Linked DNA regions of Mus musculus: region 2 is linked to region 1. Evidence: chromatin loops called from intact Hi-C (ENCODE). Cell type or tissue: left cerebral cortex. All regions are shown on one strand. Links, peaks and the distances in the headings refer to the core of each region. The heading gives the core; the rest is flanking DNA. Region 1 has its middle 16 kb from the start of Gm23877. Region 2 has its middle 29 kb from the start of Gm31729.

Region 1 (5,392 bases), core at 266-5,265:
GGTTCACAGTTCAGAGGAAGGAAGCTGTGTAAAGGAAGGAAGGACGCATTAGCCAGGGAGCAGAGGAAGATAAATGCCAGTGATTGACTGTCTTTCTCCTTCTCTCCCTTGTATCTAATTTACCTGGCCTATGAGATGGCACCACTAACATTCAAGGCAGGTCTTCTTTTCACATTTAATCTTCTCTAAGAAGCTCTGTACATGTACCCAAAGCTAGGTCTTATTAATGCACTAAGTGATTTATTAATTCAATCATGTTGACAATCAAGATTTGCCCTCAGACTTGCTCCTGTGCAGTGTGTGCATGTGCACATGGGTGTGTGTGGTATTTGTGTGCAGGTTCGCTTACCTGAGTAGGCATATGTAGAAGCCCAATTTTGGCACTGGGTGTGTTAATTGCTTCTCTTCCTTGCTCTTTGAGAGAGGATCTCTCACTGACCTTGCTATTTCAGCAAGATTTGATAGGCAGAAAAAACCCTGGCATCCACTTTGCCCCTAGAGCTCCTATTACAGATATGTTTCCCGTATTTGACTTCTATATATGGATGTTGGGAATCAAAACTGAAGGTCTCAAGCTTATACAGTAAATGCTTTACCCAATCATTTTGAGCCATCTCTCTAGGCTGATATTTATTTCTCAATACCCTCTCATTCAAAACCACTGGAGTTTCCTATTTATATTATTGTAACATATTGCAAATTGATTTGTCTACCCCTTTTATCGACCTCTAATCCAATAGCACAATATTCGCAACAGGTAATATTCACAATGCCCCATTGATGCACTATTGTTTCTCTACTAAGACCCATCCCTTTGGCCCCATGGGCTTCAGGATAAAGTAAACACTTCTCAACTCAGCACTGAAGTTCTTCTCAACATTAAAGCTCTCAAGGTCCCCTGCTTTTCTTCCCATCTTCCTCATCTTCCGTTTCCCACCTCCTGTCCTGTGGTCCAGGCAGACACGAAAACATTCAGCATTACTTTCCTTCTCATCTTTGGGCCTCTATACCTGCCACGCCCTGAACACAGGTCAATTGTTGCTATCTTCATACTCTCCACAAAGTCCCCTGAGACTCCAGATTTATGTAGAATCTATTCTAATATTCTATTCTCTGGGAAGTCTTCCCTGAACTCCCCTATCCAGTCCAGGTTAGGCCTGTCCCCTACTCTCCTCTCTCCTATCACTTGATAAGTCCCTTATCATTTATCACTTCTTTTTTAATAATTGTCTGTGGTCCCTCATGCCCTTATGCTGACACAGCCCACTCTTGGAAAGCACTTTCCACATGAGATTCAGGTCTCAAAGACTCACATTTCTACATGATTCTCCTTCTAGAGGAAATAGTAGACTGTATGACTCTTACTTTAGGTCACAACATATGTGTACCTCCTCACAGAAAGAAACCAACACCTGTCTCCTGACAGCACACAAAAAAACATATCGCCTAGGAAACATCTCCAACTACTTGAATAGCATGTTTCTTTCTTCTTGGTGTAATTTTCTGTGATGTTGTTACTCAAGGAATGTGGAGAAGTCAGAACTGAATGAGTACCACAGTTATAAATTCTTCTATAAGTAGTAACAATACGGAACAGAGAGTCACCCAAGTGGTCCTACTGAAATAACACCACCATCAAGAAATCCAAACTAGTTCCCAAGTCCAAGACTAGCTGAACCAAAAGTAACAGGACAATACACAGAACAGAGTAAAAGACTGCATATGGGTTGGTTAAGCAAGAAAATTTGACATGATTAATAGGTTGGTGAGTGTTCAGGCTGAACTCTGAATTTCAGTGACCTAAGAATATATGGTTGTGATAATCTTGGCACAAACAAAAATCTGTCTGTAATCAAGGATCTGTGTGCCTTGGATATCATAAGTCTCCACTGTCTTGTATCACATACCAGGTACTTGAAAATTTATCATGAGATGGACAAAAATCTAAATGAGAATGAGGGACCACGGAAAATGTGTAGAGAAGCATTGTCCCTCTGACCTTTTCTCACAAATGACAGAATACCTGTTCATGACAAGGAAGTTCTTCCAATGCTGTCTACGGTGCCAAAAAGAAAGAAAAATAAGAATGGGCCAGAAAAGAGCAGAGCAGAGTGGCAGTACTGCAAGGAGGTCCCCCAGGACTTTGCAGGCTGTATCTCACCCTGTATCAATGAAAGTGTGATGGGGGTGGATATCTCTAAGCTTGATGGTGAGAAAAACAAACAAGGAAAATCACTAGCATGCTGGGTGTCACCCAGACACAAAGACACTGTGTTTGGATGGCTGGTTAAGATGGGAGAACTATGCTGTTAGCCAGATGCTCTCGGATTTGGTTCAGAACTGTATTTGCATTTGCAACCTAAGGCACTAATGCAGCACACTGTAGGAGACATAGACACAAGTGTGTGCTCAGCCTAGGGATTTGGGAGACCTCCAGACCCAAGTTGCTGTCAAGTGCTCTTTCTCACACTTTCTGGGGAAGCTGGAAAAAGCCAACTAAAGAAAGATTTGGATCAGTGTTTCCTGTATTATGTTTCACAGATCATCAGTGCCTTGAAGCACTCCAGGAAAATAATGGTCCCCTGATCAGATGACTAAGGAAATTCTGAGCATCCTGCTTCTCTCTTTGGAAAGAAAGCATGTGAATTAAAAACTCATTAACGCTTTTACAAGGAAGGAAGTTCTGACACACAGCACCACATGGGTGAACTTGGAAAATGGCATGCTCAGTGAACTAAGCCAAAGAAAGACAAACACAGTATGATCTCACTTAAATGAGGTCCCTACAATAGCCAAAATCACAAAGACAAAAAATAGAACAGTGGTTGTCAGGGGCTAGTGGGGAGGTGTTGAAACTTACTCTCTAATAGGAATAGAGTGTCAATTTGGAACAATGCCAATATTTGCAGATGGGTGGTGGTGGTGGTTGTGCAACCATGCAACTCTGCTTCATGCTACTGAGCTGAACAATTGAGAAAAAAAAAAGGTTAAGATGGTAAAACTTATGCTATGCCTTTCTACGACAACTGAAAAATGTTTAACTCCCTATTAAGATCCCATTCTAATAGGAGTGGCTATAAGAATACTTTTGCCATTTGGCCTATTACTCAGAAATGGAATTCTGAGCTTGTTGTCTGAGAACAAGAAAAATAAACATAGTTAGTGACCAGGGACCACAATCAGCCACCTTCAGGCTCTTTGGAACTGCAGTAAGACTAAGCATATGTACTAGAGTACCTGTCTACAGCCCACATAGTACAGCTTGGATGGACTGTCTAGACTCCTGGTGGAACTTAACTCACATTGTGAGGTATGGGGCAGTGGGAGCTTTGAGAAATGATTAGGTCAGAGAGAGTCACACATGACGAGTTTCTCTTGGGGACAAGTCTTTTATAAAACTACCAACTGCGGTTCTTTCTCTTCCACACACCACTCTCTCTATGTAATACCTGAGCCTCCTTGGGACTTGGTTTTGTTGTTCTCCTCCTCCTCCTCCTCCTCCTCCTCCTCCTCCTCCTCCTCCTCCTCCTCCTCTTCCTCCTCCTCTTCCTCCTCCTCCTTCTCCTCCACCTTCTCCTCCACCTTCTTCTTCCTCTTCTTGCTTTGACCAAACACTTGATAAAAGCAACTTGGAAAGGGTTATTTGGGCTCACAGTTCAAAAGGACAGTCCAGCATGGTAGGAAAGGCACAATGCCGTAAATGAGGCCACTTGTCACAGTTGGTTCACTGTCAGGAATCACAGTGATTATTGGTGCTCCTCAGCGTAGTCTCCTGATTTTACTTATTCAGGGAAGCCTAGTCCAGGGAATGTTGCCACCCACAGTGAATACCATCCTCTTTACCTCCATTAATGCTACATAGAAAAGTTGTCACAGGCATGCCCAGGATTTTGGGCTCCTAGGTAATTCTTGATCCTGTTAAATTGACATTCAATAATATCAGTCGTAGGGCTCTTTAGAGTGTTCTCACCAGAAAGAAGTTCTGTAACTGATGGGACTCCTGAGCCCTGGCCCTCCCAGCCTCCATCAATCCAAAAGGAATAGACTTTTATTCTTCTTAAATGATTCAGTGTTGCATCAACAAGTAGAATAAGATTCAGACTTGCCCTGGCTTGAGACATCTACAGGGTGACAGCTGTCTGATCATAGGGAAAGCGGTCTGCAACTCTACCAAGACTTCCAGAGGCCTGAAACCAGGCAGCTCTGGGGTTTTTGCCTTCTGCTTTGTCTTCTAACATTATTCCTACCTCGGAGAGGAAGAGGTTGTTCTGTTTGCTCTTTACAACCATCTCATTGTCAAGTTGTGACCAATGGCCTACAAGAAAAGCATTTCATAGTTCCACCTTAATACTTGTATGATGTGGGAAACTCAACCCTAAAGCACTTTTTTTTCCCAATTCACACACCCTCTATCTCCAATTCTGACTTTGGTTAACTCCACTAACCACGCTCCATGATTCCATACCATCCCTTCTCTCCCCACCCCATCCACCTTTAGAGATTACTCTATATTTAAATGAAGCACAAGAGAGTCAAGTGTCAGCTCCGTATGCCTTCTGTAATGTTCTTTGCCTCAGTGTATCATGAATACTTTCTCATGGGAGTTGAGTCTATGGTAGTAACCAGTCTCTGGGCTCAAAGGAGTTTTTCCTTACTTTTCTTTTCCTTTAATATACTTATTACACACACACACACACACACACACACACACACACACACACACATTCATCCAAATTCCAAATTTCTTAATTCCCCTGTAAATACTGTCCTCTTCCATTTCCCCCACGAATCTGCTCTATCCATCTACCTAAACTTCTTGTCTAACTAATTTTACTCAAGAATTACTCATTCTGAGTATGTCTGCACAAAGCTTCCCCAATCACCTCTTGTACACAATCTATAATCTCTTTTTATTTGAAACCTCTCCCTCTAATCTGAATCTAATCCCCCTCTAATCTATAACTGTGAACGGTTATATTCCACACCACCTTTGCATGAGCATTTTTTCCTGAAGACTCTACTGTTGCTTCCTGCATTAGTAATAACTGATTTGTACACATGAATGGCAGTTTGCTATTTATTTCCAAAGCATCCTATGCTTTGTTCTTAGGAAACTCCTTTAGATGTGTTTATTTTAGGTACTTACTTACCCGTTAGAATTTTTTATTGAACTCTAAGAGGCTTTAAGTTGACAAATTCAAATATATATATATATATATATATATATATATATATATATATATATATATACACAAAAACCAAATATTAAAATAGCTCAGCAATACAAGATGAATCAATAAGGTGGCCATGCAAGAAATGGTCTGGAAGCCGGGCGTGGTGGTGCATGCCTTTAATCCCGGCACTAGGGAGGCAGAGGCAGGCAGATTTCTGA
Region 2 (5,392 bases), core at 228-5,227, 150 kb before region 1:
TTCTATTTGTATAGTTGAAAAATCAGGATTATAGAGATTTTAAGCATTTTTGACTATAAGTGAAAAAAGAAGAGAAGAAAAGAAGAGAAGATAAAACCAAAGTATGTATGTGTATACACACAGACACACACACGCATGCACACACACATGCATGCACACACACATATGTGTGTGTGTGTGTCTGTGTGTACAGATATGTGTGTAAGAGTGTGCAAGTGTATGTAGATGTGTGCATGCATGTGCATATATGTATGTATGCCTGTGTAGGTGCGTATACATGGTATTTATGTGTGTGCATATGCTAATATGTATATGCTTATATGTATATGTGTGTTTGTGTATATACCTATGTTTGTGTGTGTGACTGTATGTTGTATTTATTTAAAAGAAAATTTTATTCAGTCATAAAAAGAACAAAATTACATTATTTACAGAAAATGGATGCAGCTAGACATTATTATATTAGATAAATTAAGTTAAACTCAGAAAGTCAAATGCAATGTCTTTTCGCTCAGTTGTGTATACTAGATCAAATATATATTCTATGTGAGTGTGTATATTGTGTGATATATATGATACATATGTGTGTATATATATTATGTAGAAGTGAATATAGAAGTGAAACTGTCAAGTGGAATAAAGGAGGAGAAGGAGAAGGAAGAGGAGAGGAATAAGAATATGTCAATGTGAGGGAAAATGCTCAAAGTACATTGTCTACTAGCATGAACATGTCCTTATGTGACCTAGATCTATAATCAGTGGATATGTGCCAATAGAAACAACGCAGACACAATGATACTTGTATGTTGATATCATTGCATGAGCTTGGGTTTCCATTTTATACTCGGGAGGCCGTTCCCAACTGCTGCTTCCAAGCCCAAGGATTCTTGAAAGACAGCCATGTATTAAAGAGGCTGGCATGAGGTGGGAGAGAGCACTTGGTCTTCATGTCATCCAGCAGGAAACACATCATTGACTCGGTAAAATCTGCACTCTGACTGAAGCTCCTATAGCATTGATGCATATATTCTTGTTCATAAAAAAAACACTAAATCCTTTAGTGAAACACACAGAAATAATATGATTTATGCTGCCCATTGCCCAGGCAGCCAGTGCTTTGTAGTGATCTTGATTAAAGAAAGATTATGGAATAGCTACATCCCTCCCTCATTTGCATTCAGTTCAAAAGGAATGGCCCAAATGAAGCTAAACAGGCATTTAAGTACAAGGAAAAGATTTTGTTTTGCTTTTGTTAAACACGGACATGAAACAACTTGCCAAAAATTTGCACAACATTATTTTAGGACTAAAAAGTGAATTTGGCATGAATAATTCCCAAACTTAACATGCTAATTGTGCTTCCTCTGAACAAAGAAATGTAATAATTTCTCCCCTCAATGCATCAATCTCCAATTTGGTGTTTTAAGTTATTCCTGAGTTGGAGTGTTGAATGCTGCATATTTTAACCACATGTGGCTCTCTCATCCCATCTCTCAGAAGAGAAAAAAGAGACTAGTTTTCATATGTCATCCTGTGATATTTATTTCTTCTGTTATCATTCTATAGGTAAGGCATTCAGCAATTCAGAGTGAAGATCTGGATTCCCAGCAGTATCCCCCTGCAGCCAAATTCAGGGTCTAACATGAATTATCTGCTCAGTGACAGTTGAACAAATTGTTAAATGGATATAGCATTAAATCAACTTCTGCTGGCTTATTGCTATACCCATAGTTTAGTGTATTTCTCATCCCTCTTTAGTGGAGCTTCTTTGTTCAGTGGGTTGCGATGAACACAGAGGCCTACAATTGGTCAAGGTATGAATGAGAGGTTTTTGAATGTTCAGCCCTAAGTTGGACATCTATTTCAGTGTTTGGTATCATCAAAGGAAGAAGGAACAGAAGATTGTAAATTCGGAAGTGGAGAATGACTGTAGAAAACAGCATTTTCTACACACAACAGGACAGTACAAAAATGAACTCACAGTGGTTGGGATGACAGGCATAAGACCCACACAAGTTCAAACTAGATAAAATCCCAGCATGGAGAAGTGAGCATAATGCTTCATCAGTAGCAGGGGAGCTATTGGCCATTGGAAATTGGTTTTCTTTAAGGATGTCGTTCTTGGTCCTGTAGATGGCCACATACCTGGGAATATAAGTGGTACAAACTGTATCTGATGGGTTTTAAAGAAGAAGAAAGAAGATGGGTATGTAGGGAAGGAGACTGGATCTGTGAGGACTTGGGGAATGTATGTAAATATGATCAAAATACATTGAATGTAATTCTCAAAGAATTCATTATTTTAAAAGGGAAAAATGTAAAGAAATAGAAAAGAAGAGGGGAAAAGAAAAAGAAAGGAAGGAAGGAAGGAAAGGAAGGAAGGAAGGAAGGAAGGAAGGAAGGAAGAAAGAAAGAAAGAAAGAAAGAAAGGAAGGAGGAAAGAAGAATCAGAATCAGAAGAAGTGGAGGCCAAAGCAGCGAAGGAGAAGGAAGAGGAGGAGGGGGAGGGGAGGAGGAGGGGGAGGAGGAGGAGGAGGAGGAGAACAAAACCAAGTCCCAAGGAGGCTCAGTTATTACATAGAGAGAGTGGTGTGTGGAAGAGAAAGAACCGCAGTTGGTAGTTTTATAAAAGACTTGTCCCCAAGAGAAACTCGTCATGTGTGACTCTCTCTGACCTAATCACTTCTCAAAGCTCCCACCTCCCCATACCTCACAATGTGAGTTAAGTTCCACCATGAGTCTAGACAGTCCATCCAAGCTGTACTATGTGGGCTGTAGACAGGTACTCTAGTACATATGCTTAGTCTTACCACAGTTCCAAAGAGCCTGAAGGTGGCTGATTGTGGTCGCTGGTCACTAACTATGTTTATTTTTCTTGTTCTCAGACAACAAGCTCAGAATTCCATTTCTGAGTAATAGGCCAAATGGCAAAAATATTCTTGTAGCCACTCCTATTAGAATGGGATCTTAATAGGAAGTTAAGACAAGAGGATTTTTCATATTGCTTTGTCACTTCTTCCTAGTCTATTGAAAATGCAAATGGTTTGTATGGAATTTTTCTTTGGTTGTAAAAATGATTATGAGTTTTAAATCTATAATATCTGTGGCCTAACAATGTAACAAAATTAAGGATCATTTGTATTCAGCAAAATTTAGGTCTGGTAATGTAATAGAAGATGTTCCAAATAAAATGCATTTATGAGGCAAAAACTGCACTAAATAATTTAAGATACTTTTCAAAAGCCTCCTGAAATTAACATCAACCAGCCACTTTACTTCCTGACAATACACACACACTAGTGGCTGAATGTGTTCTAAAAGAAGATGTTAACATACAAAGAGCAGAGGACAGGCAGGATGGTTTGGTGGGTAAAAGCACTTCCAAGCCTGACAACCTGTGCTCAATCTCTAGTACCCTTGTGATGGAAGGAAAGAACTGACTCCTGCAAATGGTCCTTTGGTCGTGTGTGTGCCCCAACACAAACACATACACAAACAGACAAATAGAAGTAGTAAAATAATTTAAAAATATAATAGTATATCCCTAAATGTTCCAACAATCGGGAAATGTGTTCGGTTGTTTAATAATGGTACAGCAACTTTAAGAATAGGAAGTGTGTCTGCTTTGTTTTGTCTTAACTAGGAAACAATTAGCTACTTCATTGTAGCTTCATGGAGTGTGGGTTCTTCTGATGAGAATAATAGATGATTTGGAAATGAAGCCTCCCATCTCTTTATAAAGCCCACATGTTGAGGCTATTCTTGGTTGTCAACTTTGCTACATCCGGAATTAATTAAAACCCAAATGGCCAGATATGTCTGTGAGGGATTTTTCTTCATTCAACTATTTAAGTGGGAAGACCCACCCTAAATTCAGATTTTTTGAAGTAAGGTAGTTCACCTTTAAATCAGGACCTTCTGGTGGTGGCCTATATAAAGGACTTAGAAGAAGGATGTGCTTGTCTTTTGCCTGCTTGTCCTCACTCTCCCTGGCAAGTTCATTCCTTCTCTCGTATTACAGCCTACTTCTTCCTGATACCCTTGTGGACTGAACAACTACTGGATTCTTGGACTTTCCATTGGTATACAGCCATTGTTGGATTAGTGAGACCATAGCCTTACTACACAGTATTCAGTACTCAACTACTTACTTACTACACAGTATTCAGTACTCAACTACTTACTTACTACACAGTATTCAGTACTCAACTACTTACTTACTACACAGTATTCAGTACTCAACTACTTACTTACTACACAGTATTCAGTACTCAACTACTTACTTACTACACAGTATTCAGTACTCAACTACTTACTTACTACACAGTATTCAGTACTCAACTACTTACTTACTACACAGTATTCAGTACTCAACTACTTACTTACTACACAGTGTTCAGTACTCAACTACTGGTATTATTTTCAGAGTTTCCCCAAACTTTAACAGGCTGGACATAGCTGAAGAAATTAGTTCACTGTGAATGTATCCCTGGGGATATCCCTGTCCCTAGACCACCCTGGTCTCATTTTCTGATTTCTGTCATTGATGAGATAAACAGTTCTATGCCACACATCCTTACTGCCATACTACATTTGCACAAGGGCAGAGGCTACAACAGCCTGGTCTGCATCTGCTAAAACCATGATCCAAAAATGCACCTTTCTTCTTTAAGTTGTTCCTGTCTGGTGTCTTGTCACCTGCCAAGAAAGCTAGCTAACACACAGGAAAAGTAAAGTCCACGTGATTGTTTATAGTCCACGTGAGCAGGAAGATATCCACACTCGATGTCCAAGTTTTTTGGGCCTGTAGAATCCATTGTATGTTTCAATATTTAGTGGAAAGAGAACAGGAGAAGTTATATATATATATATATTTATTTATTTATTTATTTATTTATTATATGTAGGTATACTGTCATTGTCTTCAGACACACCAGAAGGTGGCATCAGATGTCTATTACAGATCATTGTGAGCCACCATGTAGTTGCTGGAATTGCACTCAGGACCTCTGGAAGAACAACCAGTTCTCTTAACCGCCGAGCCATCTCTCCAGCCTGAGAAGGGTTTTCGATGAACATTCAGTTGAGGAACAGTGGATAGGAGGTAGCAGATAACAAATAAAAGCAACTTGAATTTCATGAAATTTTTTTTAAAAATTAGCTATATTAGTTACTTTTCTATTGCTGTAAGAAAATACCATGATCATGGCAATGTATAGAAGAAAGATTCTATGATTCTAGAGGTATTGGAGTCCATCATTGTTACAGATAGAAGCATAGCAGCAGGCAGGCAGGTGTGGCATTGGAGCAGCAACTGAGAGCTCACATCTCTCTATATAAAATGTTAGTAAAAAGATTTAACTTCAAATGGCCTGAGTCTTTCTTTTGCAAG

What was found. Hi-C counts contacts between places; a loop is a spot of excess contacts. Peaks named below come from ENCODE experiments on the same cell type or tissue, not always from the same donor. Only the 100,000 strongest peaks of a DNase experiment are listed, where the experiment ranks them.
Region 2: it touches region 1 in a loop (17-fold over the local background); 2 of 42 quality-filtered maps call a loop at or near these places.

The regions. Positions count from the first base shown.
Region 1 is chr2:10,996,635-11,002,026 of GRCm38, forward strand. No RefSeq gene overlaps it. Among named protein-coding and RNA genes, the nearest start is that of Gm23877, 16 kb to the right of the region's middle. In left cerebral cortex, for the core only: no CTCF peak of the experiment used is centred there; a DNase peak (open chromatin) is centred at 2,803.
Region 2 is chr2:10,851,640-10,857,031 of GRCm38, forward strand. No RefSeq gene overlaps it. Among named protein-coding and RNA genes, the nearest start is that of Gm31729, 29 kb to the left of the region's middle. In left cerebral cortex, for the core only: no CTCF peak of the experiment used is centred there; no DNase peak of the experiment used is centred there.